Linked DNA regions of Homo sapiens: region 1 is linked to region 2. Evidence: read pairs that join two places in POLR2A ChIA-PET (ENCODE). Cell type or tissue: GM12878. All regions are shown on one strand. Links, peaks and the distances in the headings refer to the core of each region. The heading gives the core; the rest is flanking DNA.

The links. ChIA-PET counts read pairs that join two places held together with the same protein. Peaks named below come from ENCODE experiments on the same cell type or tissue, not always from the same donor. Only the 100,000 strongest peaks of a DNase experiment are listed, where the experiment ranks them.
Region 1: POLR2A ChIA-PET joins it to region 2 with 8 read pairs; 5 of 35 experiments call an interaction of 5 or more read pairs at or near these places.

The regions. Positions count from the first base shown.
Region 1 is chr7:99,131,256-99,141,338 of GRCh38, reverse strand. All of the region lies in intron 1 of SMURF1 (SMAD specific E3 ubiquitin protein ligase 1), which reads left to right. Among named protein-coding and RNA genes, the nearest start is that of SMURF1, 7.8 kb to the left of the region's middle. In GM12878, for the core only: no CTCF peak of the experiment used is centred there; no DNase peak of the experiment used is centred there; H3K4me3 peaks cover 745 bases.
Region 2 is chr7:99,375,300-99,385,382 of GRCh38, reverse strand. All of the region lies in intron 1 of ARPC1B (actin related protein 2/3 complex subunit 1B), which reads right to left. Among named protein-coding and RNA genes, the nearest start is that of ARPC1B, 5.6 kb to the right of the region's middle. RefSeq lists enhancers at 4,147-4,466, 5,067-5,386 and a silencer at 9,743-10,083. In GM12878, for the core only: no CTCF peak of the experiment used is centred there; DNase peaks (open chromatin) are centred at 4,252, 5,012 and 6,132; H3K4me3 peaks cover 4,061 bases; H3K27ac peaks cover 4,677 bases.

The sequences.
Region 1 (10,083 bases), core at 1,190-9,189, 250 kb after region 2:
TTTTAGAAGGAATAGGTTTTAATTGAAATGTTTATGTCTGGTGTATGTATATTAATCAATCCTATTTGCCAAGCCTGAGCCTTGAAAGGGAGGACTTGGTTTCTCCTCCTACCAAATTATTTTTGGATTTAGGAATTTAGATTATCGAAGCAAGAATGCTTTGAGGAATTTTTGGATGACATTTGATAGGGAAGGATCAGGTGATGAGTGTTGTTTCTGAAACACCTTTTCCCTTTCCCTTTCCCTTTCAGTAGATGTTATGAATGGTTTGAGAGGATTTGTGAGTGTGATCATCCTTACAATAGGATTGCGGTTTAGCGGTAATGGTACACATGCAATGCCAGTACGTGGAACCTTAGTTTACCTCGAAAGGTTTGAACTAGAAGTTTGTTGACGGTGGAATAGGTTTTAGTCTCATCTTTCTGGTTAAGGGAAGTTTGAATTCTCACTTCTGGGATGTTGAGAAGCAATCTTTCAAAATTTGAATACTTTTGTTACAGGTTTCAGAGTTTATTTCCATGTTTGTTATTTGGAAAAAAAAAAAAGACTGTTAAAAATGAGGGATATTTCAACCAGTCAATGAATAGACACAGAGCGAAATTCAGTGCAAAGATAGTGAAGATGGCCTGGCGCCGTGGCTCACGCCTGAATCCCAGCACTTTGGGAGGCTGAGGCAGATCACGAGGTCAGGAGGTTGAGACCATCCTGGCTAACACGGTGAAACCCCGTCTCTACTAGAAATACAAAAAATTAGCTGGGCGCGGTGGCTCACACCTGTAATCTCAGCACTTTGGGAGGCTGAGGTGGGGCGGATCACGAGGTCAGGAGATTGAGACCATCCTGACTAACACAGTGAAACCTCGTCTCTAGTAGAAATACAAAAAATTAGCTGGGTGTGGTGGCGGGCGCCTGTAGTCCCAGCTACTGGGTAGGCTGAGGCAGGAGAATGGCTTGAACCTGGGAGGTGGAGCTTGCAGTGAACCGAGATTGTGCCACTGCACTTCAGCCTGGGCAACAGAGTGAGACTCTGTCTCAAAAAAAAAAAAAAAAAAAAAAAGGATACTGAAGATACTACATTTAGAACTTTGGGGTCCACGATTCTATTTGGGGGTGAATAGGGCATTAGATTTACAGTTAGGAGACCTAGATTCTAGACAGATTTCTCATTAACTACATGTTACGGAACAAGTTATTTAACCTTTTTGGGTCTCAGTTTCTTTATATATCAAATGAGATTTCAGCTCCATTATAATACTCTTTGATCCTCCTTCTCACAGGATATATCAATTTAGCTACCTACTTATTTCAAATTACTGTTGGGCACTTGGGCTTAGTGGTATTCTTAATCCTGATATTCAGAAAATTGTGTTGGAGTGTAGCACATGTGTTTGATTTATGCCAAGCATTAATTTTGTGTATTGATTACATTTATGACTTTATTTCTTCATGTGGGATTGTTTTTGAAAACTGTTGGGTAATATGTTGAACTGCTTTGGCAACCTGGTCTAAACAGTAGAAGAATATTTGAGCCTTTGTATTTAAAATAATAACATTTTAACGAATGTTTTTGTGGTATTTTAGTAGGAAAATAGTTTTTAAATGGTTTCAGTAGGTTTAGGGGCATAATATATCCAGAATCAAGTGATCTTTTGTTAAAGAGCATTATCTTGTAGTCATTGGAGTTCACTGGCAAATCAAACACTTTAGAAACATTTTGATTGAAAAATCAAGCAGGATTTGCAAAAACTTTGTTCTTATCTGGTACACAAATGAATCCCAGACACATTGTTTAGGCCACTTTGGGTAAAAGAATGGAATTCAGGGTTCTACAATGCTCTTCAAGAAAATTAAATTTTATTGTAATGTCAACCAATTAGTTGAAATACAAGTGCCTAAACTTTTTTGTGCTTTTATGCATTGAAATACTCTCAGATATCCTGGTGTTTTTATATCTTTTGGAGCATGACTGCATATTGTGAAGTAAGAAAAACTCTAATTCCAAACAGAGAGGAACAAAGAGACTTTCCTTGATAGCATGTGGAAATATGAGGTTGTTTTTAAAATTGTAGCTTGTGGGATGTAAGGGTGACTTGTGTTTTGGCATTCAGATGGTGCAACTGTGAGTGAAATAGTTGTGGTAATAGCTGTTGATGATGTTGGTTGATGAATTACAGGTGTCTCAATTGATTCAAAATAGTTAAGTCTCTCAAGAAAGATTAAGAAAATTGTTAAGACTGTTGACTTTGTCAATTTGTACCAGCTAAGAACCTCACTTATGTGAGGCAGGCAAAACTTTTGTTTCAAAAACCATATAACACAGTTGCTGTGATAAGATGGAATAAGTGGTCAGTTTTTAGCTCCCTTTGCATTTACATTTTCCTTAGGGTCTGCCTCAAGTTTAGGAAGATACAGTTAAGGCAGTTCTTTGAGATGAATTATTGGAAGGTGTAGGATGGGTTAGAACAAATGCTGTTGCAAAACTTGAATTGCAATTATACTTTAAGAAGAATCACATTCTGCCAAATAGAGGTTTTTGTCATTGATTTTGTGATTTGATCACATTTGTGTTGCCTTTTAGAACAACTTTCTTTTTTCAAATCCATTTTTTTTTCCTTTTAATCTTCTTGGCCCACCCAACTGACTTTAGACATGAAATCTTTCATATGCTTTATTTCTATCTCCATTTTTACAGTAGTTGTGATTTATCAAACTAGGATTTTTAACTTCAAGTCCATCTGTCAGAGTTTAAAACCTCTAGTCTTGCAGTTACAAAAGTCCTTTCTGAATGTTGGGTTTTTCTTTCTCTTCCACACATTTTCATTTTCTCGGTTCAGTCACAATGTCAGGTTCTAGTGTGGAAAATTGGGTGAAAGAAAGGTTTTGGAGGCTGTGTTATTTATGAAATATTTCCTCATGGATTAAGAAAGAAAAAAAGACAAAACGACAAATAGTGTTTCAATATCACCTCAGTGATCCAGTTAACTAGACTGGCTGTTTTGTACAACATCGTGGGCACTGGTTAACAGTTAAAATAGCTGAATTGTGCGTTTTATTCAGTGGTTCAAAAAAGCCTCAAATGGATGAAATAACTTGATATCTTCGCCATGCTCTGATTTGCTGGGTAAGACAGCTAACTTTTAGGATGCTTATTTGGATCAATTTTTTATAATTTCAAAACCATTTTAGAGGCTAATTTTTTTTTAAACAAGGAATATACAATTTTTTTTTTTTGTCACTGAACAAGTTTTAAATTACTGGTTTGTTATTTTGTAAGTGAATTTGTAAGTGAAAGCCTCCAACTTAAATTAGCTTCTTGTCCAGGGAACTCATTCTGACTGACTAAAGTCCCTAAGGCCTTTCTAGTTAAAGGAAAGCCATGGAGCTATGTTTAAAAAACAAAAGCACATAGCTATGGGGCTTGGGCATATCTTCTTTTTAAAATGTCACTATTACTGTTTTGTCTCCAGATGCAATTTAATCCATTTAGATATTTAAACCAAGTGGAATGTTGTTTCCACATTTCTGGACTAATGGGGGAAAAAACACCCTCATATTGTTTTAAAACAAGGCTTAAATAATGTATAATCAGCGCGTCTGGTGACGCGCCCCACTCTGTAATTCCAGCTGTGTTCACCTCCACTGCAGCTGAAAGGAATTCTAATTGGCTGAGGAATGTCGGCAACATCGTTTATCACTGAGCAGGAACCTATCCTCCTGGCTGCTGGGTGATGCATTTCAGATGTTTTAAGCTCCGGAGCCCAACTTGCAGCTTGCTTTCAGGAGTCTGGAGGAGCATGTCACGAAGCTGCAGATTGTAGATGGCAGCCTGCGTTCTTTGTATGTTGGGCATCCGCTGAGTTCTCTAAAGGGCATGATGCTTTCCTGTGGTTCCAACACTGGACTGGGGATCAGAAGGTCTGAATTTGATTTCTAATTCACACAAGTACCACAATGAAGAAAGGGGAGGGGGTGCATAGGATTATGATCTTTTCATGATTCAGTTTTCCTATCTTTAATGCCAGAGATCTGTCTTTTTAGAGCACAAAAGGACCTGCTAGAGATGGATTAAATATTTTAATGAGTAGTTATGAATTATTTATAGAGTAGCACAGTATTAATACAGTCATAGATTCCTGTTATGTCTTATTCCTAAATAGCCAGGTAAATAATAAAGCTAATAACGTACTTTGACATTGAAGAAAATCTATAGAACCGGTTAATAAACATGGAAAAATAATACAATGAATTGATAAATTATGTATTCAGAAATTCCTTAGAGAAATAGTGTTAGAAGCCAAAACCAGTATTATCTTTATTTTTATTTTATGTTTTTCCCAGGCCAGGTAATGTGCCATCGGACAGTATCATGTTTATTTTTTGTTTTGTTTGGAGATGGGGTCTCACTCTGTTACCCAGACTGGGGTGCAGTGGCACCATAACAGCTCACTGCAGCCTCGACTTCTTGGGCTCCAGTGATCCTCCCACCTCAGCCTCCCGAGTAGCTGAGACCACAGGCATGTGCCACCACGGCTGGCTAATCATTGTAGTTTTGGTAGAGATGGGGTTTCGCCCTGTTGCCCGGCTGGTCTTGAATTCCTGAGCTCAAGCAATCCACCTGCCTCAGCCTCCCAAAGTACGTGGATTACAGGCATGAGCCACTGCACCTAGCCAGCATCATCTTTAAATGATGAAATTGTGGAAACATTCCCATTAAAATCAGGAACAATGCAGGGATGTACACTGTCAAAATAGTTATTATTAATAACTAGAGAAAGACATCAGAAAGCAGGAAACAAAATTGCTGTTATTTATAGACGTTATGATATATCTTTAAAAGCCCAAAAGATCAGCTGAAAAACACTTATAAACAATAAAAAACTTTAGCTGGATGGAAAATTTCTCCATGGCAAAAAATAGGATAAAATCAACATGCAAAGACAAACTAGGAACAACAATCTGTAATGGATACGAAAATGAAAGTCTGGTTTTCCTAATATATAAAGAGCCTTCAAAATCAATTAGGAAAAGGCCAGTACCTAATAGGCAAAGAATATGGACAATTCACAGAAAAGAAAATGGAAATGGATTTGAAACATGTGAAAAGACAACCCTATTTTCTCTCTTCTTCTTTCCTTTTCTTCTTTAGAGATGGGGTCTTGCTCTGTCGCCCAGGCTAGGCTAGAGTACACTGGCGTGATCATAGCTCACTGCAGCCTGGAACTCCTGGGCTCAAGCGATCATCAGCTTCCTGAGTAGCTGGGACTGCAAGTATATGCCGCTGTGCCCTGTTCTCTCTTATGCCCATTTTCTTTCTCTAAAAATTTATTTTTAATTGATAATCAGCCCTATTCATACTAAACAAACTACAAATTAAAAGTAAGAATGAAACAATTTTTCATCTAGAAGAGTGGCAGATCAAAGAGATTGAAAATCTTCTGTGATGAGACAAGAGTGTGGAAAAACAGGTCTTTTACTCTAGTGGTTGAGAATATAAATTGATAGAGTAGGTACCAAGAGCAGTTTGGCACTGTCTATCAGATCATAAATGTTTATGCTCTTTGATCTAGCAATTCTGCATGTAGGACTTTTTTCTTATGGGTGTTTTCACACATTTATGTAAAGTCCGGTGTGTAAAATCATTGCAGCATTGTTTGAAATTATAAAAGACTGAAATCAATGTGAATGTGTATCAGCAGGGACTAGTTAAGTAAATTATCGTGTATTCCCAATGATGTGTAGCTGTAACATAATAAGATAGTGTTTTATATTCTGATATGGAACATTCTCCAAGATATATTATTGAGTGGGGGGAAAAAGCATGATTCAAAACAGAGGCTAGTGTGTGTACTATTTGAATAATAAAACAAGAAATAAAAATAAAGGGGGAAATCTATAGATAGGTCTGTATAGAATACGACTGAAAGATTTTGACTGTTGATTTCCTTTGAAGAGATTCTCCTGTTCTCCTCTTCAGAGGAAAGAGAGAGGAGAGAGGGAGAGAGGAGAGAAAAGAGAGAAGAGAGGGTGACTTTTCATTATATGCCTTTTGTAATATTTAATCTCCTCCCTTTTCTCACCCCCTTGAGCATGTATTGCTTTTCAACAATTAAAAAGATTAAAAAGCTCTTAAATAGATAAGAATTTCTTAGAGCAACTAGTAAGTACACTAACTGCCAATTGTTTTGAAATGTAGACATTCTGAAAAATCAAAATGATTGTGCCGAATGTATTTTAAAAGGCTAAAATATTATAGCATTTCAAAGTACATACTCATATTTATAAGGACTTCCTCACTAGGAAGATTCCTGGGTTCTACAGAATAAAATTCTTGGCTACTTGTCTTATAGCTCTGAACAGACTTATTTTCCCAGAGAGTATGTTTATTATGTAATAGCGAGTTGCCTGACCCCCCAAAAAGCTTGTTCTATCATATTAAAATAAGGCAAAATGATTACTTTCAGATTAAGAAATTTGGACTCTAGATCTTGTTTATATAGTGAGTTCTTTAAAAAACTGAGGTCTTGGTTCTGAATAATAGTGGTTTACATAATTTATTTAGAATGTCATTTGGGGTTATCTCTGACCTATTTTTATAAAATAATCTCATCTTTAAAATAGGAGTAAAATGCTCATTTGCATAAGCCAGTAATAATAATTTAGTATTTTTCCAAGTATTTATAGTCAATGTGTTTGCCATGAACTTTTTTAAGGGATTGTTTTTAATTTTAGAAGTGCTTTAAAAAGCAATATTGGCATCTGGCTCTGTAGAAGTAGAAAACATGGTAACTTCAATGTGATATATTTGCTTTTTTCCCCTCTTAGGTCTTTGGGGTAAAAAAAATCCAAAGTTTACTCAATTTTATTTCTACATATATTACCTACAAATTATAGAGGTGAGACCTGCTTGCTGCCTGTTCATACCTGTCAGTGATACTAATACCTCCCGTCTGTACAGTGTTTCATAGTTTCCAAAGGGTTCTCGCGTGGTTCCTCACTTGAGCCTGGTGAGGAAATACCTGTAAACATGGGTAGAAGTTTTAGTCCCTTGTAAAACTCTGGTATAATATCAAAACCAGGAAATTGTTCACAGATTCTAAGGATTGGGGAAAAGAGAAAAATAAACAAATTGCTCAGGAGTAGAATTTGCAAAAAAAAACGAAACAAAACCAAAAAACTCTGGAAATAAGGCACGTTTAGCCTTACAGAGCGAGACCCTGTCTCAAAAAAAAAAAAAAAAAAAAGTGGGTGGAGAAGCACTTTTCCTGATCTAGATCAAGAAATAGAATATTGCTGGTGCTTGGAATGTCCCTACAATCCTGAAAATAGCTCATTCTCACTTTCTACCTCCCTCAGCCGCACCCCCCTGGCAAAGATAACCACAGTCCTGACTTGTAACAGCCTGTTTTTGAACTTTGTATTAATGGAATCTTACTGCATGCAACTGGTTTCTTTTGTTCAATGTTATTTTTGTGAGATTTATCCGTATTGTTATGTGTGGTTGTACGTCAGTCATTCTCTTTGCTGTTCAATATCCCATTATGGGCATATACCATAATTTATCCCTTTATCTGTTGATGGGCAGAGTCCTTTCTAGTTTTGGCTTTTAAGACTAGTGCTGTTTGGAATTTTCAGGTATATGTCTTTTGGTGAGTATTTGCATACACTTCTGTTGGGTGTATACTCAGGAGTAGAGTCACTGGACTGTGGAATAGGCATATGTTCAACTGTAATGAAACTTGCCAAATGCTTTTCCGAAGTGGTTATACCAATTTACATTTTCCACCAGTGGCGTATGAGAGTTCCAGGTGCTCCTTTGCCAATCTGCGTGTTTTCTTTTTCATTTTAACCCTTTCCTTGAGTGTGGATTGGTGTCACATATTGTGGTTCTACTTTCTTTTTTCTCTAATCTATACCTTAAATGGCAGCCTTAGAGACCTTTTTTTTTTCTTTTTTAATTTTGAAGTAATGATAGATTCACAGGAGATGGGAGAGAAATGTACCGGGAGGTCCTGTGTACCCTTCACTCAGCCTCCCCCAATTTTAGTGTTTTGTATAACTGTGGCATGTCAAAACCAGGAACTTGTTCATGGGTTCTAACGATAGGGAAAAAGTAAGGGCAAAATAATGCAAGCAAAAAGACCCGGGAAACTAACTGTTTACATTGGTGCAATCCAGAGCTTAGTCAGATTTCACTAGCTCCGCGTGCACTGCGTGTGGGTGGGGTGTGTGTGTGTGTAGCAGTCTATGCAGTTTGATCCCATGTACAAATTCATATCACCACCATTGCAATCAAGATGACCAGCTGCACCACCACCCCAGCCTCCTTGGAGCTATCCCTTTCTAGCCGCATCCACCCATCCCCAGTCCCTGGGACCCTGGCAACCACTAAACTGTCACCCCCAAATCTTTTAAGAGCATAAATCAGATCATGTCATTTCCTTCCTTAAAGCCCTCCAGCAGCTCCCTACTCAGAATAAAATCAAACTCCCTCTGTGATCCTGCCATATTCCTCTCTGGCAGCCTCTGTGCCAGGTTCTGCCTTATTCTCCACCCCAGTCCTCAAATGTGGCGAGTTTAATCCTGCTTAAGGGCTTTTGCATGAATTATTCCTCTGTGTGTGTGTGTGTGTGTGTGTGTGTCCGTGTGTCTGTGTGATGTTATAATACTCTTCCTCTTGACTTCTCAATGGCTTCTTCCTGTCATTCAGGCCTTCAGCCTAAATAAATATCATCACCTCAGGGATACCCTCCCTGACCATCCCTTCATAGTCCCTCCCTCACTCACGATCAGGCAGCCTATTCTGCTGTCTTCATAGCACTCACCACTTCATGGTATTTTTGTTTGGTTATTCTCCCATCATCCATCTACCAATGTCCAATCAATTTTTATTTTCTGTCTCTGCTCTTGGTAGTCAAGTTCCGTGAAGCTAGGGTCCTTGCTGTCTGTTTACTTCTGTATCCCCTTCAACACTGCTTGGCACCTGCTGGTGCTCACAAATACCTGGTGAATGAGAGAATTAATGCCCTCCTTGTTTATTGGGTCTCCTGGTCGCCTCTGAGTTGGGCGTCGGAGGACACCTCTCCTGGAGGCAGCATTGCGTTCATAGCCACTTCTTGTTGATATGAGCAGGGATTAGAGATCAAGCAATTACAGGTTGTTGTCAGCCAGGCTTGGGGTTTCTTTGACTATGTGATACCCTAAAAGGCAAGTCTACTCTATCTTGGGCTTCTGGGCCATTCCAGGGGCTTGAACCAAAGCCCGAAATTTTAATTCTGGAATTTGGCCCAGCTTTGTAGCTTTTGGTTTCCAGGTCTTTTCCTTAGCCTCTCCCTCAGGGCTGGCGGGGATAACTGGTTGGGCTGGAGAGACATCATTCATTTGCCCCTTGCCCAAGCTTTGCGGTTGCATCTTGAATAACGTTTCCCATTTTCAGGCTGTGAATACTGGACCTGAGTGCTTGGGAGAGACCTGGGGAAGCCTTCTTTTGCTCACCCTACCCCACAGCCTTATCTCCTGCTAAGTCTTCCCTCCCTTTCTTTCTTCATCCTATCTCTTGGTTCCCCTAGATTGCATTTTGTAGCAGAAAGGGCCTCTTTTCCTCCCTCTTCACTGCATTTTCTTTGAGACAGGATCTTGTTCTGTCGCCCAGGCTGGAGTACAATGGCACAGTCATAGCCCACTGCAGCCTCAAACTCCTGGGCTCAAGTCATCCCCACCTCAGCATGAGCCACCATGCCCAGCTAATTTTTAAACTTTTTGTAGAGACAGGGTCTCACTATATTGCCCAGGCTTGTCCAGAACTCCTGGCTTCAAGCGATCCTCCCATCTTGGTCTCCCAAAGTACTAGGATTACAGGCAAGAACCACCCACCTACCCATTTCCTTGATTCTTTCCTACCAAGTCCCTTAGTGTTCCTTGTAGTCTTGGTGGTTGCATCAGACCACAGTCTGATTGTTTCTTTCCCTGATAATAAAGATAGTTAAATTCTCAGGCCGGGTGAGGAGGGTATTCATTGATTTTTCACCCTGCCTCCTTTCTTCAGCTAATTTCCACATTTTTAATTCTGTCTTTTATGTACAATAT
Region 2 (10,083 bases), core at 124-8,123:
GACTCCAAGCTGGACAGGCCCCTCACTTGTCATCTGTGCCTCGGTTTCCTCATAGGATGGACGACCCCCCCCCCCCCACCCAACTTCCCCTGCCCCATTAAGGATGGGATGAAGATGAAGTCATCCAGGCCAGGCCCGGTGGCTCATGCCTGTAATCCCAACACTTTGGGAGATCGAGGCAGGCGGATCACTTGCGGCCAGGAGTTCAAGACCAGCCTGGCCAACATGGTGAAACTCCGTCTTTACTAAAACTACAAAAAATTAGTCGGGTGTGGTGGCGGGCACCTGTAGTCCCAGCCTGAGGCAGGAGAATGGCGTGAACTTGGGAGGCGGGGCTTGCAGTAAGCCGAGATCGCACCACTGCACTCCAGCCTGGGCGACAGAGTGAGACTCCGTCTCAAAAAAAAAAAAAAAAAAAAAAAAAAAAATTAGCCAGGTGTGGTGGCACCTGCCTGTAATCCCCACTACTCAGGAGGCTGGGTGACAGAGCAAGACTCATCTCAGAAAAAAAAAAAAAAAAAAGAAATGAAGTAATCTCATAAACCACCTAGAAAGGTGTCCAGCACATGGCAGTTGGCCCTGCCGTGCCCAGAGCCCTGGTCTTCCCCCACACTGCTCAGACGGGGAGAAGGGAGGTGGCCGGTCTGCAGGGGCTCATGGCTGAGGCAAAGGCAGATATTTAACAGATACATCCCATTCTCCATCCAGACATCCACTGGCTGCACCCAGGGCTGGGAGGAGGCACAGGGCTAGGCGAGGCCTGGGTGATGGCTCTTGGGGAGGCCCCAGGGTGACCCAGCCTTGGGGAACTGAAGGAGGGAGATTTTTGTTTCTTGAGACAGGGTCTCTCTCTGTGGCCCAGGATGGAGTGCAGTGGTGTGATCATGGCTCACTGCAGCCATGAACTCCTGGGATTACAAGCATGTGCCACTGTGCCCAACTAATTTTTGATTTGTTTGTAGAGAGGGGGGTCTCACAATGCTGTCCAGGCTGGTCTCAAGCTCCTAGGCTCAAGAGATCTTCCCTCCTCACCTGCCAAGTATTTGGGATTACAGGTGTGAGCCACTACACTCGGCCAGAACGAGGGAGATGTTTGACTGCAGCCCTCTAGACTAGCCCCAGCACTGAAGGGGAACCCTGGCAGAGGGCAGCGACTCATCCTCCCGTCAGCCCAGCTCAGCCCCTGCCAGCCTGTCCCTAGCCTCCTCCACCTGCCGCTGAGTGTCAAAGGAGCCCACCAGGCCTGACGGGGGTGAGATCACGGTCTCAGCCCAATTCCTCAAACACATCTCTCCCCGCCTCCGTGACTCAGTTTCCCAGCATCACAGGGACCTGGAAGTGGAGGAGCCCAGTGGCACTGCTTGCCCAGCCACATGCCCCGGGACACATCACCTGCCTTCTTTTAACCTCAGTTTTCTCATCTGTAAAATGGGAACAGGAATCCTGCCTCCCAGCAGAGATGCTGAGAGCTGGAAGCAGATGACACACCGCACCTGGCCTCTATGAGGAGGAACCACGAGGCGGTTACTCTTAGCCTGTGATGGATGTGATATACCAGCCCTTTGAGGAGCAGGCCTCCCCAGCCAACCAGAGGCCAATCCTGGGGCACACAGGCATGCACCTGCCTCGGGCTTCCGTGCTGGCTGTTCCCTAGGCCTGTGACACTCTTCCCCCAGATACCGGCACACACGGCTCTCGCTCTGGTGCTGCCACTCAAGTCTGTACTCAAATGTCAACTTTTGGGGAGGCCTTCCCTGGAAACTGCAGCACCTTCCACGGTCCGGCACTTCGTAATTCCCTATTTCCGATTAAATTTTCTCAGCAGTCACCATCAGACATGCACTCACTGATCTGGCCCGCTGCCTTCCTCCCCTGCTGGAATAGAACCAGCTTGGCAGAGACACATTTTTGTTCTATCTTGTTCTCGTTTCTATTTCCACTGCTTAAATGCTTAGCACATAGTAGGTGCTCAAGAAATATCCGCTGAACAAATTTTTCATTGCCATTAGTGACCAACAGAGTACGTTCTCAGAAACGTGTGTGTGTGTGTATATTTGAGAAAGGGTCTCGCTCTGTTGCCCAGGCTGGAGTGCAGTGGTGTGATCACAGCTCACTGCAGCCTCGACTTCCCAGGCTCAAGTGATCCTCCTGCCTCTGCTTCCCAAGTAGCTGGGACTACAGGCTCACGCCACCCTACCCAGCCCTCAAAAATATTATCATTACATAGGTTAGGAATGAGGCCAGGCACGGTGGCTCATGCCTGTAATCCCAGCACTTTGGGAGGCCGAGGCGGGCGGATCACCTGAGGTCAGGAGTTCAAGACCAGCCTGGCCAACATGGTGAAAGACTGTCTCTACTAAAAATACAAAAATTAGCTGGGCGTGGTGGCGCACACCTGTAGTCCCAGCTACTTGGGAGGCTGAAGCAGGAGAATCTGTTGAACCTGAGAGGCAGAGGTCGCAGTGAGCCAAAATCACACCACTGCACTCCAGCCTGGGCAACAGAGCAAGACTCTGTCTCAAAAAAAAAAAAAAAAAAAAGGTTAGGAATGAATGTGTGTGAAAAAATAACTTAAAAATAATAAATAAATAAATAATTTTATTAAATAGGGCCAGGCGCAGTGGCTCATGCCTGTAACCCCAGTACTTTGGGAGGCCTAGGCAGGAGGATTGCTTCAGGCCAGAAGTTCAAGACAAGCATGGGCGATACAGTGAGACCCTATCTCTACAAAAAATTTAAATAAAAAAATTTGCAGGTGTGGTGGTGCACATCTGTATTCTTAGGTATTCAGGAAGCTGAGGCAGGAGGATTGCTTAGCCTAGGAGTTTGAGGCTGCAGTGAGCTATGATTGTACCACTGTGTGACAGAGCCAGACCCTGTCTCTAAAATAAAATGTATTAACTAGTACCATCCAGCACTTTCTGGATACTCCCTCCTTGCCAGCTCTAGAAAAAAAAGTATCCTTTTTTTTTTTTTTTTTCGAGATGAAGTCTCACTCTGTTGCCCAGCCTGGAGTGCAATGTCGCAGTCTTGGCTCACTCCAACCTCCGCCTCCTGAGTAGCTGGGATTACAGGTGCGCACCACCATGCCTAATTTTTATATTTTTAGTAGAGACAGGGTTTCACCATGTTGGCCAGGCTGGTCTTGAACTCCTGACCTCAAGTGATCCGCCCGCCTCGGCCTCCTAAAGTGCTGGAATTACAGGCATGAGCCACCGCGCCTGGCCAGGTGCTCTGTATACATTCTTGACTTCAACACTCCCACCAGCCCTGGACTTTCAGGGAGGCCTGGCTGCACTTGGGGAGGGATGCCAGGCTCCAGGTCAGCTCCAGATGACAGATGTGGGGGCTGAGGCCACCTGCCCAGAGTCACCAGTGACAGCCATTAGATAATGTGGCTGCCTCCCTCACCAGACTGGCAGTTTTGTGTTGGGTCTCAGGGCCTGGGCTGGGAGCCAACCAGGACTGGGAACCCTGAATGCCCCAGGAGGCCGGTGGCTGCCCCGTCACTGCCCTGCCCAGGGGCCGGCCCATCCTGCACTGCATCTGGGCCCAGGCACAAGGGAAAGGCAGAACGACCTTTGCCTGGGGCTGCAGTTTGGCCCCACAGGGCTCAGTGACCAGCCTGCCCGAGGTCACAACACAAAGCCCCCTGCGCTCACTGCCTGGAAGGCCCTGTCCACCTCCTGCTCACTCCAGATCCAAACCGCTTGCTTTCACTTGTATCAGGATGTCCTGGAAGATTCCTGGAGCAGCACAGGACACACACACATGCACATGTGTACATGCACGGGGCAGGGACCTCATGTTTCCTCCATGCTTAGAACAGGACCCCGGTGGGTCCCCAGTCAGCATTTGCTGAGCAAGTAGACACACGCAGCGCAGGGTCAGGCCACGCACACAAACACATGCGTGTTCAGCCTCACACACACAAGCACACTTTGCATGTTAAGCCTTGCACACACACATGCACACTGCACCTCCCCACACTTTAAGCACATGTTTAGCCTTGCACACATGACCATACTCCCCACATGCACGTGTTGAGCCTCACACACAGGCACACTGCAGGCCTGCACACATGTATGTTCAGCCTTGCACACACGCAAGCGCACTGTGTCCACAAGCACACTTTGCACGTGTGGGCAGCCTTACCCAGAACAAGCACCCGGCACCCACTGGGGCTGCCTCTGCAGCCTCTCTCTCCTTATAAGGCCTCTTTGTGTAAGGTGAGGGCCCCGGAAGCACCATCTCAGCGCCCTCAGCCATGTCAGCAGGTCTGATGGGGGTTTCCCTGAGCGTTTCCTGTGTTCCCAGGCTGGGACATCACCACCCACATCTGATGCCAGCACTGTGCAGAGAGAAGCTCAAGGCCTGTGACTGATTCACGGTGCTCATCTACACCCCGACAACCCCCATGGTCCAAGGTCACCAGCAGGGCAGGGGCAGGGTGAAGGCCAGAAGCCCACTTTCACACTCCACCCAGGCTCTGGTTGGCCCCAGGACTCCAGCTGAGGCCAATTTTTCCCTCCCTTTCAGCCCCAGGAGGCCCAGACTGAAGGAACCTCCGGGGATGAGGGTGGGAGAGCCCAGACTCAGAACCCTGGGTTGATGCACAGACTCTGACATCCCAGCATCAGTGGTCACATTCTTGCTGTGTGCCCAGCCACATCTCTGCCCTGGCTGTCAAGACGGAGTGGCTGGCTCTGCTGAAGACAGCAACCCCCACGTGTGCCAGTGGGCAAGGGCAACCGAGAGGACTTGAAGAGCCCTGACCACTGTTTCTAGGACCTAGACATACTCAAGGGGCAGAGGAGGGGCTGGAAAAGATGGCCACAGTGGTACACTAGTGACTGGCAGAGGAGGGAGGTTGAGACCACACCTATCAGCCAATCACACTTCAGCATGAATTAGCAGAAATACTTCCTAGTCTGTTGAACAAACCCCTTAAATGGGGCAAAGAAGTGTTAAGGGGGCGAGAGACAGGAAGACTCATTTCCCTTTTTCCATAACTTCTGCAAAGCAGCTGAAACCCAAAGCGCCTCTGCGATAACTCCCCAACCCCCACATCTTACCAGTGAGGAAGTGGGAGAGCAAAAAGGGAGTGGCTTCTCTCAGCCAATGCTGCCACAGGGCTCCAGTCTCCTGCCTCAGGGATTCTAGCCGGGGACACTCCAACTTCATCATCCTCAGGAAAACCTCTCACCTACCAAGCCTGCGTGAGCCAGCGTGTGCTCACCCCCGCCTGCCAATTACCCTGCTCTGGATGTCTCAGGAGAAAAATACGAGGGCTGCTTCACCCACCAGTGTTGACAGCATAAGGTCTCAGTGATGGCTCCTGGGGGAGGGATCCAGGACACCAACCCACTATCACTGTGGCCCTGTGAGCCAGCACTGTGGGCCTGTTTGATGTTAAGAAACCAGAGAGAGGAGGGGATAGCCGGGCACAGTGGCTCACGCCTGTAATCCCAGCACTTTCGGAGGCCGAGGTGGGTGGATCACTTGAGGTCAGGAGTTTGAGACCATCCTGGCCAACATGGCAAAACCCCGTCTCCACTTGGAAAAAAAAAAAAAAAATTAGCCAGGCATGGTGGTGCCAGGCAAAGAAAGCCTCAGGCTGCCCAGCGGCGGGGTGGTGGTGGTGAGGCACTCTAAAGTCCTGGGCCTTGATACTCTCTCCCTTACTGTGCTGGGTTTACATTCTAGCTGTCTTCATACTGGCTGGGTGCCCTCAGCCAATATTTCCCTCCCATCTTAATCCAGATGAGGCTGGGGCTAGACTAGGCACAGGCTGCGGGACCCTTCTTGCCTGGCTTCCTTAGGTTTCCCTGAATCCAGAGGTTTGGCTGTATCAGAGGCTAAACCAAGGAGGAGTTGCCTGGAGGAAAGATCTCAGCATTACAGGCGCTCTGGGAAGTCCCCACCCAGCTCAGGCAGTTCTTGGATAGAGCAGCCAGCAGGCTAATTTGCACCGTGCTAAGCGGTTACTCAACTTCCTATGCTGGGTCAGAGCCCTTCCTACCCCTATCCTTCCCTCTCCAGCTCTGCTCTTGAAGTCTTACCAACCACGCAGAGTGAAGTCAAGAAACACACATGAAAACAATCGTAAGGTACCATTAAAGCACCGGTTAGTCATCCAAACAAAACAAAAACACACAAAATTCAATGCTAGCAGAGCTGTGGAGAAATTGTCATTTGTTGCTAATTGGTTTAATTCTTCTGAAGGGCACTCAATTCAACAAGTGGGTGGGACCAAATATTAATAGAACAGAATAACACTAACAGGAACTTGAAAATTAGCATTCTGGCCAGGTGTGGTGGCTCACGCCTATACTCCCAGCACTTTGGGAGGCCGAGGTGGGTGGATCACGAGGTCAGGAGATCGAGACCATCCTGGCTAAAACGGTGAAACCCCGTCTCTACTAAAAATACAAAAAATTAAGCCGGGCGTGGTGGCGGGCGCCTGTAGTCCCAGCTACTCGGGAGGCTGAGGCAAGAGAATGGCGTGAACCCGGAAGGCGGAGCTTGCAGTGAGCCGAGATTGCGCCACTGCACTCCAGCCTGGAGGACAGAGCAAGACTCCATCTCAAAAAAAAAAAAAAAAAAAAGAAAAAGAAAATTAACATTCTTTGGTCACATACACCCATTTGGTCCTAAGAAAACAGCAACACATTTTTCTTTCTTTTTCTTTTTTATTTTTGAGATGTAGTCTCATTCTGTCGCCCAGGCTGGAGTGTAGTGGTGCATTCTCGGCTCACTGCAACCTCCGCCTCCCAGGTTCAAGCAATTCTCCTGTCTCAGCCTCCCCAGTAGGTGGAACTACAGGTGCCCACCACCACGCCCAGCTAATTTTTGTTTTTGTTTTTAGTAGAGATGGGGTTTCACCATGTTGGACAGGCTGGTCTCGAACTCCTGACCTTGTGATCCACCCGCCTCGGCCTCCCAAAGTGCTGGGATTACAGGTGTGAGCCACCACGCCTGGCCCCATTTTTCTTTTTTAAAAGCAAACAGGTGGGGTGCCATGGCTCACGCCTGTAATCCCACCATTTTGGGAGGCCAAGCCAGGTGGATCACTTGAGTCCAGGAGTTCGGAGACCAGCCTGGGCAACATGGCAAAACCCTGTGTCTATAAAAACTACCAAAAAAAAAAAAAAAATTAGCGGGATGTGATGCTGTACGCCTGTAGTCCTGGCTATCTGAGGGGCTGAGGCTGGAGGATTCCTTGAGCTGGGAAGGTGGAGGTTGCAGTGAGCCGAGATCTCGTCACTGTACTCCAGCCTGGGTGACAGAGTGAAACCTCATCTAAAAAATAAAGCAAACATGTTTATAATAGCTGTCTTTATAATGGTGACAGTGTGGAAAAACCCAGGTGACAATATGGAAAGAGTAAATTATGACATTAACATGTTGAGATGCTACGTAATTATTAATATTAGAAAAGACCTATCAACCGACGGGTGCGGTGGCTCACACCTGTAATCCCAGACTTTGGGAGGCGGAGGCAGGTGGATCACCTGAGGTCAGGAGTTTGAGACCAGCCTGCCCAACATGGTAAAACCCTCTCTACTAAAAATACAAAATTTATCTGGGCTTGGTGGTGGGCACTTGTAATCCCAGCTGCTCGGGGGGTCGAGGCAAGAGAATCACTTGAACTCGAGAGGAAGAGGTTGCAGTTAGCTGAGATTGTGCCACTGCACTGCAGCCTGGGCGACAGAGTGAAACTCCGCCACCTCCAAATAAAAAAAAAAAAGAAGAAGAAGAAGAAGAAGAAGCTGGGCGCGGTGGCTCACGCCTGTAATCCTAGCACTTTGGGAAGCCGAGGTGGGCGGATCACCTGAGGTCAGCAGTTCGAGACCAGCCTGGCCAACATGGTGAAACCCCGTCTCTACTAAAAATATAAAAATTAGCCGGGCATATTGGCATGTACCTGTAATCCCAGCTACCTGAGAGGCTGAGGCAGGAGAATCACTGGAACCCGGGAGGCAGATGCTGCAGTGAGTCAAGGTAGTGTCACCACACTCCAGCCTGGGCAACAGAACAAGACACTGTCTCAAAAAAAAAAAAAAAAAAAGAAAGCACGTATAAGGCAGGCGTGGAGGCTCATGCCTGTAACCCCAGCACTTTGGGAGGCCAAGGCAGGAGGATCGCTTAAGGCCAGGAGTTTGAGGCCAGCCTGGACAACACAGCAAAACCCTACCTCTACTAAACATTTAAAAATTAGCTGGGCATGGAGGAACATACCTGTAATCCCAGCTACTCAGGAGGATCCCTTGAGCCCAGGAGTTTGGGGCTAAAGTGAGTTATGATCAAGCCATGGCACTATAGCCTGGGCAACACAATGAGACCCGGACTCCAGAAAAAAAGAAAAAGACCTATCAATGGATTATGTACAGACATATGTAAGAAACAAACTTTACCGGCATCTATCAGGGCGATTTTACCCAGACCTTTCACCATTCTCCCCCTGAAGCAAGCCTGAGACATTTTTTGTTTGCTTTTTTTTTTTTTTTTGGAGACAGAGTCTCGCTTTGTAACCCCAGGCTGGAGTGCAACGGCATGATCTTGGCTCACCGCAACCTCCGCCTCCCAGGTTCTAGCGATTCTCCTGCCTCAGCCTCCTGAGTAGCTGGGATTACAGGTGCCCACCACCACACCTGGCTAATTTTGTATTTTTAGTAGTGACGGGGTTTCACCACGTTGGTCAGGCTGGTCTCGAACTCCCGACCTCAGGTAATCTGCCTGCCTCGGCCTCCCAAAGTGCTGGAATTACAGGCGTGAGCCACCGCGCCCAGCCTGTTTGCTTTTTACCTTCAGTTTGTACAGGAGGAAACCCAGGCTCAGACAAAAGCAACGATTTGTTCAAAGTCACTCGGCTTCTACTAAATGACGCAGCTTGGGACTCTGACCCCAAATCTTGGAGGCCAGGAAGTTAGGTTCACCTGGGGGAACACTATGATCAAGGTGAGCAACAAACGCACGTTTATACTGTCAGCGCCTGACACGCTGCCAGGTGTCTTGCAGTATTGCATTTCAGCCTCCCAGTCTTTAAGGTTCCCATTTTCCAGATAAGGAAAGTTGAGGCTGGCAGGAGTTGGGTGGCTTACCAGTCACTGGCCAGTGAAGGGAGAAGCTGGCACTCCTACCTAGGTCCCTAAGATTTTATTTATTTATTTAGAGACGGAGTCTGGCTCTGTTGCCAAGGCTGCAGTGCAGTGGTACAGTCTTGGCTCACTGCCAAGGCAGGTTCAAGCAATTCTCTTGCCTCATCCTCCTAAGTAGCTGGGATTACAGGCATGTTACGTGGCTTTTTTTTTTTTTTTTGAGACGGAGTCTTGCTCTGTTGCCCAGGCTGGAGTGCAATGGCGTGATCTCGGCTCACTGCAACCTCTGCCTCCCGGGTTCAAGCAATTCTCCTGCCTCAGCCTCCTGAGTAGCTGGGATTACAGGTGCGTGCCACCATGCCTGGGTAATTTTTGTATTTTTAGTAGAGACAGGGTTTCACCATGTCGGTCAGGCTAGTCTCGAACTCCTGACCTCAAGTGATCCGTCCACCTCGACTCCCAAAGTGTTGGGATTACAGGCATGAGCCACAGCGCCTGGCTACATTTTATTTATTTATTTTAATAGAGAAAGGGTCTCGCAATGCTGTCCATGCTGGCCTCCAACTCCTGGCCTCAAGCGATCCTCCCGCCTGGGCCTCTCAAAATGCTAGGATTCTATGTGTGAGCCACCGCGCCCGGCCGGGATGGGTGGTGGTAGCCTCCGGGCTGCATTGGCAGAGGAGGCAGGGGGAGGTCTGACTCCCCAGGCTTGCACTCCTGATCCCTTCACTGCCCGCGGGTGCAGCCCGGCCCCGCCCCGCCCTAGGCGGCCTGGCTGCTCTCCCAGCGCCTCCGGAAAGGGAGGGGCTGCTCGGATCTGCCCTGGCCGCGGAGCCCTGCAGCTGAGGGGGTGCGTTCCGGGACCCCGCCAGCCAGGCCCGCCCCGTACGGGACCCCTCGGACCTGGCCCGGGGGAGGCGGGTGGGAGCAGCGGGAGCGGCCAGGAGGGCAGGGGCGGGGCGGCAGGAGACGCCAGCTCATT